Regions from separate parts of the Mus musculus genome. Here region 2 is linked to region 1. Evidence: chromatin loops called from intact Hi-C (ENCODE). Cell type or tissue: gastrocnemius. All regions are shown on one strand.

Region 1 (8,000 bases):
AAAGTGATCCTGACACCGAGTCAGCAAATGCTTGGCTCATTTCAGATGTTAGAAGGCTTGATTCTTAGCTTTCCCTCACTAATTACCACATGGCCATCATGGTATTGCCAGGTAAACTGTAGGGCAGCTAACTACAGATCATCAGTAATACACCTAAGACATCAGCAGACACCTAAGGGTGTCTCAAGTATGCAGATGAACAGCAAATATTTTTAGTATTAATATGCCCTATAAATTGTTTCATGGGACATACTTATCCTAAAAAGTATTTGCCTCTTATCCGAAACTGGATGTTTCGGGGGTGGGGGGTGGGGTGGGGTGGTGGTGTCTGTTTTTCTTTCTTCCAAATGTAGGAATTGAGATAGGAGGGCTCTAGTCACTCGCTCAATGGGCAGGCCTTGTCATCTCAGGCCTGGGCTGTGTAGCAGGACAGACGGCTGCAGCGGCACACAGAGCTCAGTGACTTGAGAACTTGTGTGGGTGCTCCCATGCTCATGTGCCAAGACAGTCTGGGGGAGGCACTCTGCAGTCTGAGTCAGGGACGTCTCTGACAGTAGTCCTGGCTCTGGGTATGAGTGCTGGGTTTGGGCAGGGGCTACCAGCTTCTAGAATTTCTATCTAAGGGACTTTGTGGTGTCAAACCTTTCTCTGACACTGTCCTTCCCACAAAGGGGTCTCTGAAACCCATTTTTTTTTGAAACTGTAGCTTATCCTCATGGCCACAACAACAGCCAGTTGTAGGGACAGCCAACTAAGGTGGAACAGTTAAGAGTCCATATTCCAGGGATGTCACAGTTGGGATCTAAGGTGCTAGTCATGGTGGAAACAAAGTTCTGGGATCTGGAGTCATCTTACCAGCAGGGAGGTGGGAAGAAGACAGAAGGGGAAAGAAGAGGGCATGAGAAGAGGAGAAGTGGAGAGAGGAGGAGCAAGGGAGGAGGGGGAAGGAGAAGGGGAAGTGGGAGATGGGGAAGAGGAAAGGGAGGAAGGGGAGGAGGAGGGGAAGAGAAGGGGAGGAGGATGGAGGAGGAAAATAGGGAGGGAGAGGAGGAAGGGGAGGAGAAGAGGAGGAGGGGGAAGGAAAGGGAGAAGGGGGGAGGAGGAGGGAAGTGAGGAGGGGGGAGGAGGAGGAGGAAGAGGAGGGAGAGGAGGGAAGGGGAAGAGCCTGAGAAAGGCATGTGTAAGAGAGCATAAGGGAGTGGCAAGGAGAAGCAAAGACCTCCATGGCCCCAGACATATGAGAAACCCAGGGCTCCATCCATGTGTCTCTGCAGCCCCACAGCTCCACAGCTCCACGGCCCCACAGTCCCACAGGCCTACAGGTTCACAGTCCCACAACCCTGCAGTCTTGTAGCCCTACAGGCTCTCTGTAGCCCCACAGCCCTGCAGTCCTTCAGCCCCACAGGACCACAGCCCTCCATCCCTGTAGCCCCTCAGCCTCACAGGCCCACAGCCCCACAACTCCACAGCCCCACAGCCTCACAAACCAGCAGCCCCGCAGCCCCGCAGTCCCACAAGCTCACATCCTTACAGCTCCACTGCATGGACCTGAAGCCATATCTCAGTCACTGTTCTATTGCTGTGAAGAGACACCATGACCAAGGCAACTCTTACAAAATGAAGTATTTACTGAAACCTACAGTTTCAGAGGTTTTGTCCATTATCACAGCAGGAACATGGTGGCATGCAGACAGGTCCTGGAGCAGTAGCTGAGAACTTCCTCCTAATTGGTAGAGAGGGGCAGAAAGAATAGACCTGGGGTGGGCCTTATGAAAAGCCCACCCCTGGTTACATACTTCCTCCAATAAGGCTACACTTCATGATCCTTCTAATCCTATCAAAGAGCTACACTGCTAAGCATTTAAATATGAGCTTATGGGGCATTCTTATTCAAACCATGACAAGCTCCATAGCTCCACAGCCCCACAGCTATCATGGTCCTACGACCATCCAGGGGAACGGTTGGCACAGCTGGAGCGCATGGTCCGCCACTCCAGCTTCCCCTCATTCACTACTACTGCATCAGAGTCACCTGTGTGGTGGAGTGTTATCTTCCAAGAACAGTAACTACTGCTGTGAGCAAGGGGAGGGCTCCTCACGATGTCCCCTGAGAGTTTGTCACCGTACCCTGTTCTTCCCAGTCAACTGTGTCTAATTCTGCCCAAACTGCAAGTGACCTCGTGCTCTCAGAGGGTGGACTGTGGAAGGTGGAGGGAAGGACTTTATTTATACAGCTGTGGGGAACATCATGTTGGGGTAACATGTTCCGAAGTATGGTTGTTGGCATTTAGTCTAGACTCCACTCCACAGTTACCTGGCTACAGCCAGGTGTGCCTGACTCACTATAAAAGGGGCTGCTTGCCCCCTCCTCACTCTCTTTTTCTTGCTCTTACTCTGTCCCCTTGCTCCTGTTCCCTCTCTCTTCCCATCACCCCCCCCCCCCCATGTGCTCATGACTGGCCTCTTCTCCCCCACCTCCTCTGCCTTTCTTTGTCTCTACTACCATCTCAACCCTCCTCCCCATGCTCTGAATAAACTCTATTCTATACTACACCAGCTTGTGGCTGGTACCACAGGGGGACCCATGCTTCAGCGTGGGCCCACAGAGTCACCCCCTTCTCCTATACCATTCCTTGCCTCTACCAAACATGTCTCTGGTCTCTCATCTTTTTATAAAACACAACAGCGGCTGCTTTGGGGTTCCCTGTGTCCTATAAATAATCCCAAATCCATGATGTTTAAGTAAGTGCAATAAATTTTGGTGGGATGGCGCTTTTGTTGTAGAAATTGTTTAATTCCAACCCAGGGTTTGTATCCTGCCTTTGACCATTTAGTTCCCTGATAACACACACACACACACACACACACACACACACACACACACACACAACCTTTATATTTACAATAAATAGCACAAGAGCTGGGTGGATAACTACCCTCTATGTTATTAGAGCCTACTTTCTATCGCTCACCCTGAATTATTACTTACTATTTACTACGTTTCATCTGGGGTGCTCCTAACTCCAGTTGGCCAGCCCTCAGGGCCATGTTTTTATGGCTTACCTAACCCATGGCGGCTTCCTCCTCCCTTCACCTTCTTTCCCCCTTGTGATCCCCCTCTGATCCCAAGCCAGTGAAACCTAAACCCCACCTATGTGTCTTCTGCTGAGCTATTGGCTGTTGGCATCTTTATTTACTAATTAGAAATAACTTGGGCAAGGTCACTTAGCTTTTAAGGGCAGACTCTCTGTCTCTGGGGCAACCAGTCTTGGAGACCCAATATTAGCATTAGAATATAAGCAGGATCAGGCCAACCTAAGCTGGGCTTGTTGCTGCCTTGTTCGGGCATGGGGGGGAGCAGGTGTTTGTATCTCCCCAGAAAGAACTTCACACAACACCCCTAAATATGTTTCCTGAAGACTTCTTCCCAAACACTAGAATCCCGGTAAACGAAATACTATAACCTGCCTTCAAAACTCGTCTAAATGTTCTCCAAAGGCATGCCCACCCTCCCTAAGGCCTCCTGCTGTTCCCTCAGGTCCTCCCTTCTTGGTCCCTGCGCCAGTGTCTTTCAACACCGTGGAAATTCCTGTCTGTAGCTTCTTCTCATGCACGGGCCAGCTCAGCTGTCTTGAGTGTGTCTGTGCACTCAGGCTGGTTATCTTACAGCTCTGGTTAGTGAGGTCTGTCGCCACCTAGTGGCCGTCTAGGGTGAAAGGGGAACTCGATCCAGAAGAGAGGTGGGTAGTGGCATTTTCTTGCCTGCTGAAGAAGTAGCGTCACTCATAAAAGCACCAGGAGGCTCAGAAGATCCCCGACACAAGTGGGATTTGAAGCAGGATGTGGAAGAAGGCGAGATTCATATTTGCAGACTGACAAGCAATCAGCTGTGAAAATACCCACCAACCCATATGGACTCATGTTTTCCCCACGGTTTCTTTCCCTGCCCACAGGAAACTGCCCAACCCCTGTTGCACTTGCGTCTTGTGGCTGCTTGTCCTCTAGGCTGCCTGGCCAGGCCACTGCAGTTGGCCCAGAGATGGGGCTTCATACTTAGATGGGTGCATTAGAGTCCCCTTTATAGAGATCTAAACACAGGACCTGAAGAATGAAGCCAGGGAAGTGGAGAGATGGTATTCTGCACAGTCATGAAGACCCCAGTCTCACCATTCTTCCTTCTTCTCATTCCTTTTCCTTCTCCTGACCAGAGAGCCTGCATCCAGTCTCTTATTTACTAAAGCTACACCATCAAGGGTTTCACTATTGTTAATATTTTTTGAAATCCTTAAATTTATATAATATTTCTATAAATCCCAGGTCATTAGTTCCAATTCCTGCTTCCTTAAAACAGAAACTAAACACAGAGCAAAAGCATGTTTCTCTATGGTTTTTACACAGCCTGTTCTTCACAGGTAACTGGGCACAGCTCTTGCGGTTTCCTGGTACAGCAGACAGCAGTCTTTAACAGCAGTAACTGTTTTCATGTAAGAACAGAAAGGTGACAGACTACTAGGGTTTAAATAAGTTCTTACAAAGTTTTAAATTTTATGTAAGTAAAGCAGCAGGCTTTCTCTAATATCTCTCTAGGAACTGTCGTCTTCAATCCTTCAAGAAACTAGGAGGACAAAATACTCATGTTTTATACGCTTGTACATCATGTTTTAATTCTCTAACCTTTGTTTCCTATCCTGGCAATTCTGGGGTCTCATATACTCTTCTTCTAATGCTATTTGTTTCTACATCATATACAAACCTTCCTCCTGTAAAATAAACCCATCATCATTGCTCGTTTTCTATAGATCCCTTCTTTTCCTATCCATGCCTTTTCTTATTGAGACATTTTAACTCTCTGTCCTTGATGTCCCCAAGGTCACCCTGGCTAATTAATGCAGCAGTCATTGGACTGAAAGGCACATGTATCTCCTCACGATTCCAAGTTTTAAGGCCAAGTCTCACAACGAACTATTTCTGCAGCGAACTGTTTCTACAAAGGACCATGTAGGCTTCTATGGCCTCTGTGGTTATGTCGTTTAGATTCTTTCCCATGGCCTTAAAGGCCAAGCAGAAGGCCTGTTCCTCATCCTCCACAGCCTCATGTCCACCTCCATTCCTCATTCCTGAGAACTGGATCTGTTTATTATGGAGTGATTAGCTCTGAGTAATGGAGAAAGCATATTCCCCAGAAAGCAAGATTGAAAGTAATATAGAAAAGACAGTATATCAGTTTCAGGGCAACAACACACTTGGGGATCAATGGCCTGGCAATGCTCTAGGGGCGGGAACTGTGTCACCACACCTCCCAACACACACACACACACATACACACACATTTACACGCACATACACATATGCACACATTCACACACACACACTCACATACCACATACACACACCACAACACATACACACACTCACATACACACACACATGCACACACTCACATACCACACACACACACCACAACACATGCACACACTCACATACACACACACATACACACACTCACATACCACACACACACACACACCACACCACACACACACACACTCACATACACACATACATTCACACAATACACACACTCACACATTCACACTCACACACACATACACACATGCTCACACACCACACACACATACACACACATACCACACACACATACACACACATTTACACGCACATACACACATGTACACACTCACACACACATAACACACATACCACACACACACACACACACACACACACACACCACACACACTCACATACACATACATACACACATTCACACACACATACACACACTCACACACACATATACACATACACACTCACACACACACCACATATACACACACACTACACATACATACACACACTCACACACACACCACACAAAAATACACACACACATACACACACACATACACACAGAGTGAGAGAGAGAGACTGAGAGAGAGAGAACGCTACGCTGCTTCTGGCATGAACTGAAGTCCTCTTGAGCAATGAAGAAGATTCCAAATTGAGACTAATCCTGAGCCATAGGTGACATTCATGAATAAAACATTAGTACTGAAGGACCTATTGCCACCTTATCAGGCTGTGAGCAAGTAGGACAAGGTGTTAGACTCCTTTGGACATTATTCTTCCTCTGCTCCACACAACTTGTGGTATGCTGTGATTCCAAACAGAGCTGAGGAGTCACTGCCTTGGGATCTGGGGCACTGGGCTCTACTCCTGCGCGTGAAACCCTGAGCTGTTCAACCCTTGGCGTGTCAGCAGCCAAGATGTTTAAACATGCTTGGAGGAATTCATAAAACACAGCTACTGTAGGAAATGCTAACAGTTCATAAACACTGTTTAGTGTTAAGACTTCGGATGCCGCTAGCCCTACTTAAGGGAAGCCAAAATAGTTTCTTTTGTTCCGGGTAGGATCAATTTTTTTTTTTTTTTTTTTTTAACATTGCAGGAGTTTCCCAGTAAGGTCTCAGCATTTGAAAGCAGCAGGGACACAGCTTTCTTTGTTGCAGTCAAGATAAAAGGGCTGCTGACAGCTTCAAACGGGCAGGGCAGGAAGGATCCAGATGTTTATGATGGAGCTTCCAGATCTGGAAGTGGATAGGATTTCTCCTCAGCGGGCCAACCAGGATTCCTCTCTAGGACCTGAGTAGACAGAGGGTTACTGGTTTCCCGAGCGACCCATAAGTCACCCTCTGGAACACAGACATACGATTTTGGTCTTGGTCACTAGGAGTCTGTGTAAGCGTGTGAAGGAAAGGCACAGCCGGCGCACCGTGTTCATGGCTTCACAGATCGTAACGTAAGCAAGTGTGCAGTGAAACCACCAAGTGGACCACTCCTTGGCTGCAAAGAAAGGTTTATTGGGCAGGGGGGAATTGGAAGACATCATGACTACCTCTTGGAGGAAGAGAGAATTGCAAAAGGTGGGGAGCCTTTCTGATTTTAAAGAGACAGGCAGGGACAGGAGGCAGCCTGTAAGATGGAAGTTAGGATAGCAACGGGGGAGAAGACTCCAGGAGCTAGTGTGTGCAAGCATTTCTGCTCGGATGGAAGGGCATCCTGGGACTTGGGAGCCCAGGGACCATACAACTCAGCAGAGGCGTTGCGGCTCCCAGGGGAGGCTCAGGAACCTCAGCTCCACTCCTCTTCGCTTCTTCTCTTCTTGGCTTCTTCTGAGAAGAGAGTCACACTGGGCAGGAAATCTCATGAAAAAGATTTATTGGAGGGTCAAGGGTGTGGAGGGATGAATACAGGGATTCTGTCCCCAGAAGTGGGCAGCAGGGAATTGGACAAAGGAGTAGCGCTTATTCTTAGGGGCTGGAGCTTGTCAGGCCAGAGATTTCCTGATTGAGGATTGGTGGGATTTCAAGTCCTGAGCTTGAGGAGCTCAGGGATTGGTGGGGTTTCCTGTTCAGGAATTGGTGACTCCCCCGCCACCCCCCCTCTTTTTCCTGCAGTGGGACCATGCGTTAGGGTGGGAAGTCCTTCCGGGATGCAGCAAGCTTTTGCTGAGGAGCCATCTCTGTGGGGCTGCTGGGAGTCCGGGGTGGAGAGGAGGTGCTGCCGCTATGGACAGACAGCTCCTGTGGGAGAGCTCCTTATGGTGTTTCACTAAGGCTTTAGGCTGAGGCCAGAAAGGTGTCTTCACCGTGGCAACTCCTGTCGCTACTGTGAAAGCTGCAGCCTGAGAAGAATATGGTGCTGCCGTTTTGACAGGAGCCACCATTTTCGCATCTTACCATAGCCATGGGCTGGGGTGGGAAGCGAGGGGCCGGCCACCACTTTGAAGGATTTTGCAGCCCACTGCTTAGGGACTATAGCTTGGGGGCTTTGGCATCTGTCTATAGGTCCATGCTAATAGGGAACTAGATGGCCCATTGATAGAGATACAAGTATTGGCTCTTCCTGACAGACAAACCCGGTCACAGGTTTCTGAGCAAAATTTAGCTTAAGCGTTTGCTTACTAACTGGCTTCCATC
Region 2 (8,000 bases), 300 kb before region 1:
AACATAGATACTGGCAGAAAAAGCACCCACAGCCATAAAATAAAAATCTTTATTTTAATTGAAAAAAAAAAAAAAAAAAGTCCAACTGGGCTGGAGAGATGGCTCAGTGGTTAAGTGCACTGGCTGCTCTTCCAGAGGTCCGAGCTCAGGGACATCCGGCACCCTTGCAAGCACAATAAAACCTCATTTCTTTCCCCAACAGCTGGCTAAGGGTCAAAACCAAACTTGTGACTTATCTCTATCTCAAAGTAAAGAATGATTCAGAGGGTAAAGGTGCTTGCTGTCAGGCATACTGACTCAGCTGGACCCCAGAACCCACAGGCTGTCACAGCAGAGCACTTTCACGCAGGCTACACTACAGGCTGATTCCACCAACATACCATGCCATGCTTAGACCTAAGACAAACTCAGCAGAACCTGTTGGCACAGACTGCAAGTATGTGGGAGACAGGAACAACCCCAAGTCCAAAGGCCCTTCGACCCCTTTAGGATTCAGGAAGACCCTTCCTCAAGGTCAAGAGGTCAGAAGGCCTGAGGGGTGATCTCTCACAATCTGCCTACCATGCCTAGGCCTCTTTAATCCCTAACAGTGTGTGTGTGTACACAAGAGTCAGGCAAACCCACATTAGGTGACCCCGCAGTCTTTCTACTTACATGTCTAACAGAGCCTGAAGATTCATTTCCAGAAGATAATTCACACTGGTCAGCGTTTCTTCTACTATAATTTGCATATTTACGCCTACACGTCCGTTGTCTAGACTGGGACACCAAAACCATCGAATTGGACTACAACATGAAGAAGCATGGGCATCAGTATGACAAAATTGCCATTGTATGGAGTCAACTTTAAATGGCTTTAAAGGAGACAAAGATTAAAAATAATTTTGTTAACTCAAGTCGGTATTTTTTACTTTTAGTTCCTTGGAAAGCTTTAAAAACAGGCCACAGCAGCTCATGAGCCTCATGCCCACACTGCCTTACATGTCCACGATGCCATGAATGACATGAAGCTACACTCAACAGGGAGTCAAGGGCTGGGGTGTACTCAGTTGGTAAATGTCTGAAACCTAGTACAACCCTTAGAGTTGTTCCCAGAATCCCACAGACCTGCGTGCCGGCATACACCTGTGCAATCTCACCACTCTAAAGATAGAAGCTTGCAGTATCTTTGACTATGCAATGGTTTAAAAAAGAAAAAAAAAAGATAAAATTCAGAAGCTTAAAATATAGCTGGGGGCCTGGAGAGTTGGCTCAGTGGATAAGAGCACTGACTGCTCTTCCGAAGGTCCTGAGTTCAAATCCCAGCAACCACATGGTGGCTCACAGCCATCTGAGATCTGATGCTCTCTTCTGGTGTTGTCTGAAGACAGCTACAGTGCACTTACATATGATAAATAGAAAAAAAAAAATCACTGGGTGGGTGAACATATACAGCTCTTCCAAAGGTCTAGAGTTCAATTCCCAGCACAAATGTCTAGGTAATCCAACACCTTCTAGTCTCCACAGGCAAACACACAAATAAATCTTTAAAAAAAAAAAGTTTCCAGGCAGTGTTGGCACATGCCATCAATCCCAGCACCCAGGAGGCAGAAGCAGGTGGATGTCTCTGAGTTCAAGGCCAGCATGATCTACAGAGCATATTCCAGGATAGCCAGGGTCACACAAAGAAACTGTCTTGAAAAAAATCTAAAGACAAAAGTTTGCCAGAAATTTAAGGTCTTCCTTGGCTACAGAGCTTGGAGGCCAGAGAGATGGCTCAGAGGTTAAGAGCACTGACTACTCTTCCAGAGGTCCTGAGTTCAAATCCCAGGAACAACATAGTGGCTCACAACCATCTGTAATTCAAGCCGATGCCCTCTTCTGGTGTGTCTGAAGAGACAGTGTATTCATATAAAATAAATACATGAATCTTTAAAAACAGAGACAAAAAGCTTGGCTACATGAGATATTACTACCTCTTCTATGCTCACCAAAGAGAGGGGGACAAGACTTCCACTGTTGGAGCTTCAAGAGTACAAAGACCTACACAGCAGCCACATGAGCTGTGACAGTGGCTACCTCAGAAAGCCAGTCAGCAGCTGTAAAAGGACAGGAAGACATCTTAATGTATGGTCATTAGACCTAACTGACAGTTCAGCATGGTGGTGATGGTGGCAGAGGTGAGTGCCTTTAATCCCAGCGCACCCAGGAGACACAGGCAGTCTCAAAAAGAAACCCTGTCTCAAAGAAAACAAAACAAAAAGAACTCAATAGTTCTATGTTGGCTTTAAATGCCCAACAAAAGACTTTAAGCAATAAATACTATACTTTGGAAAGCTATTGCTGTTTTTATAAATCACAAAAAACACTGAATTCTAATTTTATGATAATTTCCTCATTCCCAAGAAAGGAGAATCAAGTTACCTTTTGTGGGACCTGGAAAGTCTTCTTCTTTCTCCCTATTACATACAGGTTCCTCTCCTCCTCGCCTCTCTCTATGCGAATGTCTTCCAACCGCCTACAAAATTAAGGCTATGGTGACAGAGGTTCTTGGACTGAGGTACACAGTTAACAGTACATCACTGCAGCTTTAGAGGCTACTGGGCCCACAGCACCTCAAAACAGCACACAAAGCTATTGAAATGAGAAGACGCTTCAGCTGCCCGAGCCCCGCCACTGGCAGGCAGGAGCAAGCGCAGCGCCTCATCACGGTCAAGACTCACCTGGCTACCCCAAAACCACTAACTACAAGTTTAGATTTTATGTATGTATTTATCTTTCTTTTTTTTTTAAGGTTTATTTATTATTGTACATAAGTACACTGTAGCTGACTTCACACGCACTGGAAGAGGGCGTCAGATCTCATTATGGGGGTTGTGAGCTACCATGTGGTTGCTGGGATTTGAACTCAGGACTTTTGAAAGAGCAGTCAGTGTTCTTACTCACTGAGCCATTTTGCCAGCCCCTTATCTTTTTTTTATTAAAAACAAAACCTCAGTTTATGTGAAGACCTATTCATATTAACTACAAAATATTCATTAATTGGCATTATGTATCGACCCATTAGAACCAATACAACTAGACAGCCCATTTCATTGCTTCCAAGCGTCTCCAAGATTATACTTCCTTTCTGCAAATAAAATTAAAAGCAACATTTTTCTTATACAAAGAATTCAACCCCATGTTTTAGGCCTCTCATTTAAACAAAAATAGCAGTGCTACTCATTTCTCTGTCTCCTTATCAAGTCAATAACACTGTTCAGATGATTACAACAGGAATAATTTCAAACCTTGGAGCACGTTACCATAGGCTAAAAATGGCCTTTGTCTTCACTGTGTAAAAGACTCAGGGTCCCTTGGTTCTAATTTGAAAACTCCTAGAAACACCTGACTTGATATAAAATCTCAATGTATCTTAGCCATGCTACATAAGAATGTACAAAGAACAAAAACTGATTTCTAAGAAAATAAATAAATAAATAAATAAATAAAAAGACAAAAAAAGCAAAAAACAAAAACAAAAAACAAAAACCGGCTGGGCAGTGGTGGCACATGCCTTTTAATCCCATCACTTGGGAAGCAGAGGAAGGTAGATCTAAGCTAAAGAAAAAAGAATGAAGGTTTGTCCAGTTTTTTACAGACCTAGTTTACTACTGGATGTTAAGAGTAGGGGCTAGAGAGATGACTCAGCAGTTAAGACCTGATCCAGAGGTCATGAGGTCAAATCCCAGCAACCACTTGGTGGCGCACAACCATCTGTAATGGGATTCAATGCCCTCTTCTGGTGTTTCTTAAGACAGCGACAGTGTACTCACATACATAAATAAAATAAATAAATCGTAAAATAAAATAAAATATAAAATGACATCCTCCTAATAGTTATGGACCTGAACATGCCAGGCGGTGCCTCTGGAACAACTACTCTCCGCTTCCAAGCCTGGAGGTCACGCTCTGTAGCAATCTGACTCCGAGGAGCGTTCTGATGCATCTGACGAACACCTTCAACCTGCCCACTCCGACGGAGACCGATGTTTGGAGGAGACTGAATGTCTAAACTCAGTCTTCTAAAACCTAGAAGAAAAATATCAGGAAGTATTTTTAAAGTATTTCCAGTTATTATGTTCATTTAGCACACAGTAACAGTGCATTCCTCCTACTAGGACACACCTTTTTCCAAACCAGAAAAAGGACAGACATACTAAAAACAGCTATAAGAAGAAAGCTTTAACATAACTAAAACCACAATGTAGAATACTTATCATTAATTGGTAAACTGCCACTTGAACTTTTTCTATACATTCTGAAATTATAAAATACACAAATGTATTCCATTGCATCTTTATTTCAAAACAGTTTGTTTTTTGGGAAAACCTTTGCTAAGGATAGATGCCCCACTAAACTGGGGAAGCTATATAACAAGAACACTGTTACAGTCTAGGCTACTGAGCAGGCAACTAGCAAACCATCTGAACACCGGCTTCGTGGGATCTTTCTCTGTGGGCCTTACACACACACGCACGCACGCACGCACGCACGCACGCACGCACGCACACACGCTACACAAACATAACACAAATATGCACACACTCTCACACAGACATAAAAATTAGAATAATTCTAACAATAAAAATTTTCATAATTACCACAAAAGAGCAGAGATGGCTCAGGAGTTAAGAGCATTTCCTGTTAGTACAAAGGACCTGAGGTCAGGTCAGTTCCCAGCACCTCCATCAGGTGCTCTAACTCCATGAAGGCTACATAGCTCTAAGCACTCTCTTCCAGCCCCGCAAGTACTTGGACACAAACGGCAGACACTCAAACAGGCAAGCACACACACACACAACAGAAATAATCTGGGCTGAAGAGATGGTTCAGCGGTTAAGAGCACTTGCTGCTCTTGTAAAGGACCCAGGTCAGATCCCAGCTCACAACTAGCTGTGACTCTAGCCCTTTTTGGCCTAAATGGGTACTCACAGACATATGCATACATACATGTGCACATAGGTTCCTTCAGAACCATGTCTGCCTGCATGCCATTGTTTTCTGCCACGTCAATAATGAACTAAACCTCTGAAACGTAAGCTAGACTCAAATGTTTTTCTTTATAAGAGTTGTGGTGGTCATGGTATCTCTTTATGGAAATGAAACTCGTAGGACCCCATCAGGCTGTCACCGTGCAGCAGTACCGGAGTCTCCTGGGTCTCTGAGCACACGAGATAAACACTCATCAGTGTCAGTCGTGCTCATTAGAACTCAGCTTCATTTCCATTTTCAAATACCCAGCTTTGCTTCTCTAATTATTTACCAGGGTATAAGAGGATATTGGCCTCTTACCTATTAGGATAGTTTAATAAAACTAAGTATCATTTACCTGTGACATCGTGGCGCTTACCTTATGTTTTTTTTTTTAATCAACACTGACTTAGTAAGAAAGGAAAGTCTCTACTCAACTAGGCTGCACAAAAGACGTGAATGCCAAAGCAAGAGAAAGCTAAAGTAGTTTTCATTTAAAAATAATGTTGTCTGCTCTCATTTAATATACTCTGAAAACCTACCCCACAGCTAAGACCGTTGACAGACTTTCAGAGTACTTAACAAACTTCATATCCACTTATAACTCCTTTTTTTTTTTTTTTTTTTTCTTTGAGTAACAAAGCAATTTTCAGAATACTACTTAGCTGTTCTTGGGTTCTGAGGTGCATGCATCTGGCAATGAAGCCACATCTCTTTATTTTATTACTCTCGCACAGAATTTTATTTGTACTCACTCCCTCTTCGGGGTGTCCCTTCCCCACTGGGAAGTCCATTTGCAGTCCCATCCTGATCCACTCCCAGTCTCTGGTCTTGCTGCTGCTGCAGCTGCCTAATCATGCCATCCAAGACGCTGGACTCTGGGCTTGCATCTCCACTGTCGTTGGTATGCAGGCTTATAATCTGTTCAATCACCTCCCCATCACCTGCAAAGTCACACACTCATCTGTCATCGTGATACATAGGAAGAACAGGCTGGACATGAAGCTCAGGGGTGGTACCCTGAGCAAAGGAAAACAGAAGCAAAGCACTGTGGTAAGGTAGTTCCCAAGAACTAACCTGTTAGGAAGACCCTACACAACAGGGGAGTAACTGAAGTCAGCAAAAAAGACTAAGTACTAAGTCACAAAAAAACTTCAAGTTCCCTGTGGAGTTCCTCTAAGTCTACTGTACTCTATGACCCTTCATCTGCGCACACTGCTGCAGAGCTCCAATTTCAAAGCCAGCCTATTCTACACAGGGAGTTACAGGAAAACCAGAAATACATGGCAAAATCCAAAAGACAGACAGACACAGATGGACACAGAAAAAAGGAATTTGCACTTACTTGTGGCCACATAGCCTAGCTGTGGAACCAAATGTTCATCTGCTGAGTTTTCTCGACCTGGTACTAATCTCTGGAACTTGGTTGGATGAGGGTTTCCGTCCACATCCACCAAGAATGGTGGAGGCATAAGATGAGGTGCCTGCTGTGTCTGCTCATCCAAGACATAGTTATTGGAATCTCTTATCAGTGGTCGGTAGTCAGTATGAAAAAACATCTGATCAGGAATCTATAAAGTACAGATCACAGAATGACAGTTTGTATTTGTTAAAGACAGTAACATTAAAGGTACTTAGAATTAGAAACGCCAGGAAATTAAATAACTATGTCTAAACTTCCTCTCCCAACTATTCCTTTTATATGCTACAAGAAAGCATTAGAAATGACCTTTTCATATGGCTTGCTGCATCCAAAGCCAAATATCAGAAGATGCCCGTGAGAATCTGTACAGGCAAAATGTTGTCCATCCTGTGAAAACTTGCAGTCAAACACAGCTCCATGTCCTTGTCCTTCGATCTAGGACAGCCAGGGGGGAAGAACATTAGGCACATTAATAAGTTGGTTGTTTAGCTCTATGTGTATGACCACCTGCCTAAGTGTATGCCACATGTTCACAGGGGCCAACACAGGCCAAAAGGACACAGGACCACCTAGATAACTAAGCTAGAGGTGCAAGGCAGCTGCCAGAGCAGCTCAATACTAGCAAACAGCAAACCCAGCAAACCTAGTTCTTGTGCAAGGCTCTCCAGCCACTACACAACATTATAAGCAGTTTTAGATTCACTTCTATTTACATGTGTATATGTGCTCCATGTTCATGTCTGATTTCTCAGAGGTTAGAAGACACCAAACCTCTAAGAATTTACTGTTGGTTGTGACCCCTCCATGTGGGTGCTGGGACCCACACCTAAGTCCTTCTGCTAAAGCATCGAGTTCTTAAACCACTGAGCCATTAATATTGAGCAGATAAATTGTGCTACAGAAACTTCTTTAACATGGGCTAGACAACTGTCTAGAATATGTCCAATGCTTTATTCTTTTTGAACTTTTTACTAAAAGTTAGGGTTTGCATCCAGGGCTCTGCACATGCCAGGAAAACAATCTGTCAAACTCACCCACAGGCCTCTAAATTCACATAAATAAACAAACAAACAAACAAACCAATTACACTAGAAAAATCCTCAAAGATCTAATCATTAACTCAAAATGATCAAATGAACACATTAAAAAAAACATAAGGTAAGCGCCATGATGTCACAGGTAAATGATATTTACTTTTATTAAACTGTCCTAATAGGTAAGAGGCCAATATCCTCTTATACCCTGGTAAATAATTAGAGAAGCAAAGCTGAGTATTTGAAAATGGAAATGAAGCCAAGTTCTAATGAACAAGACTGACACTGATAACCCTCAAGGTCACACCTATGAGCTCACCTGGCTACAAACTCCCAGTTTTCATGAAAGATGATCTATGTGTATCAAAAATGACAATTCACACTTTCCTGTTTCAACTGTGAACTACATGAATTGACCATCTCCAAGTTACACTTAACTGAGGAGTGAACCAGCATAGCATGATGCAGTCGCTGTCTAGATCTAATTCTCCAGTAACCAAACCAAGAAAAGCATGCTTGCTCAGTGCTGTGGGTTTATAAAAAGAAAGACC

What was found. Hi-C counts contacts between places; a loop is a spot of excess contacts. Peaks named below come from ENCODE experiments on the same cell type or tissue, not always from the same donor. Only the 100,000 strongest peaks of a DNase experiment are listed, where the experiment ranks them.
Region 2: it touches region 1 in a loop (5-fold over the local background); 7 of 42 quality-filtered maps call a loop at or near these places.

What each region holds. Positions count from the first base shown.
Region 1 is chr16:96,341,639-96,349,638 of GRCm38, forward strand. No RefSeq gene overlaps it. Among named protein-coding and RNA genes, the nearest start is that of Gm41510, 6.4 kb to the right of the region's middle. In gastrocnemius, a CTCF peak has its summit at 3,701 (motif pointing left); a DNase peak (open chromatin) is centred at 3,689.
Region 2 is chr16:96,040,598-96,048,597 of GRCm38, forward strand. Brwd1 (bromodomain and WD repeat domain containing 1) reads right to left here. Exons shown (of 42, transcript NM_145125.3): 16 at 6,722-6,850; 17 at 6,338-6,563; 18 at 5,748-5,936; 19 at 3,867-4,050; 20 at 2,404-2,497; 21 at 655-786. Among named protein-coding and RNA genes, the nearest start is that of Brwd1, 38 kb to the right of the region's middle. In gastrocnemius, a CTCF peak has its summit at 3,716 (motif pointing left); a DNase peak (open chromatin) is centred at 3,733; H3K27ac peaks cover 851 bases.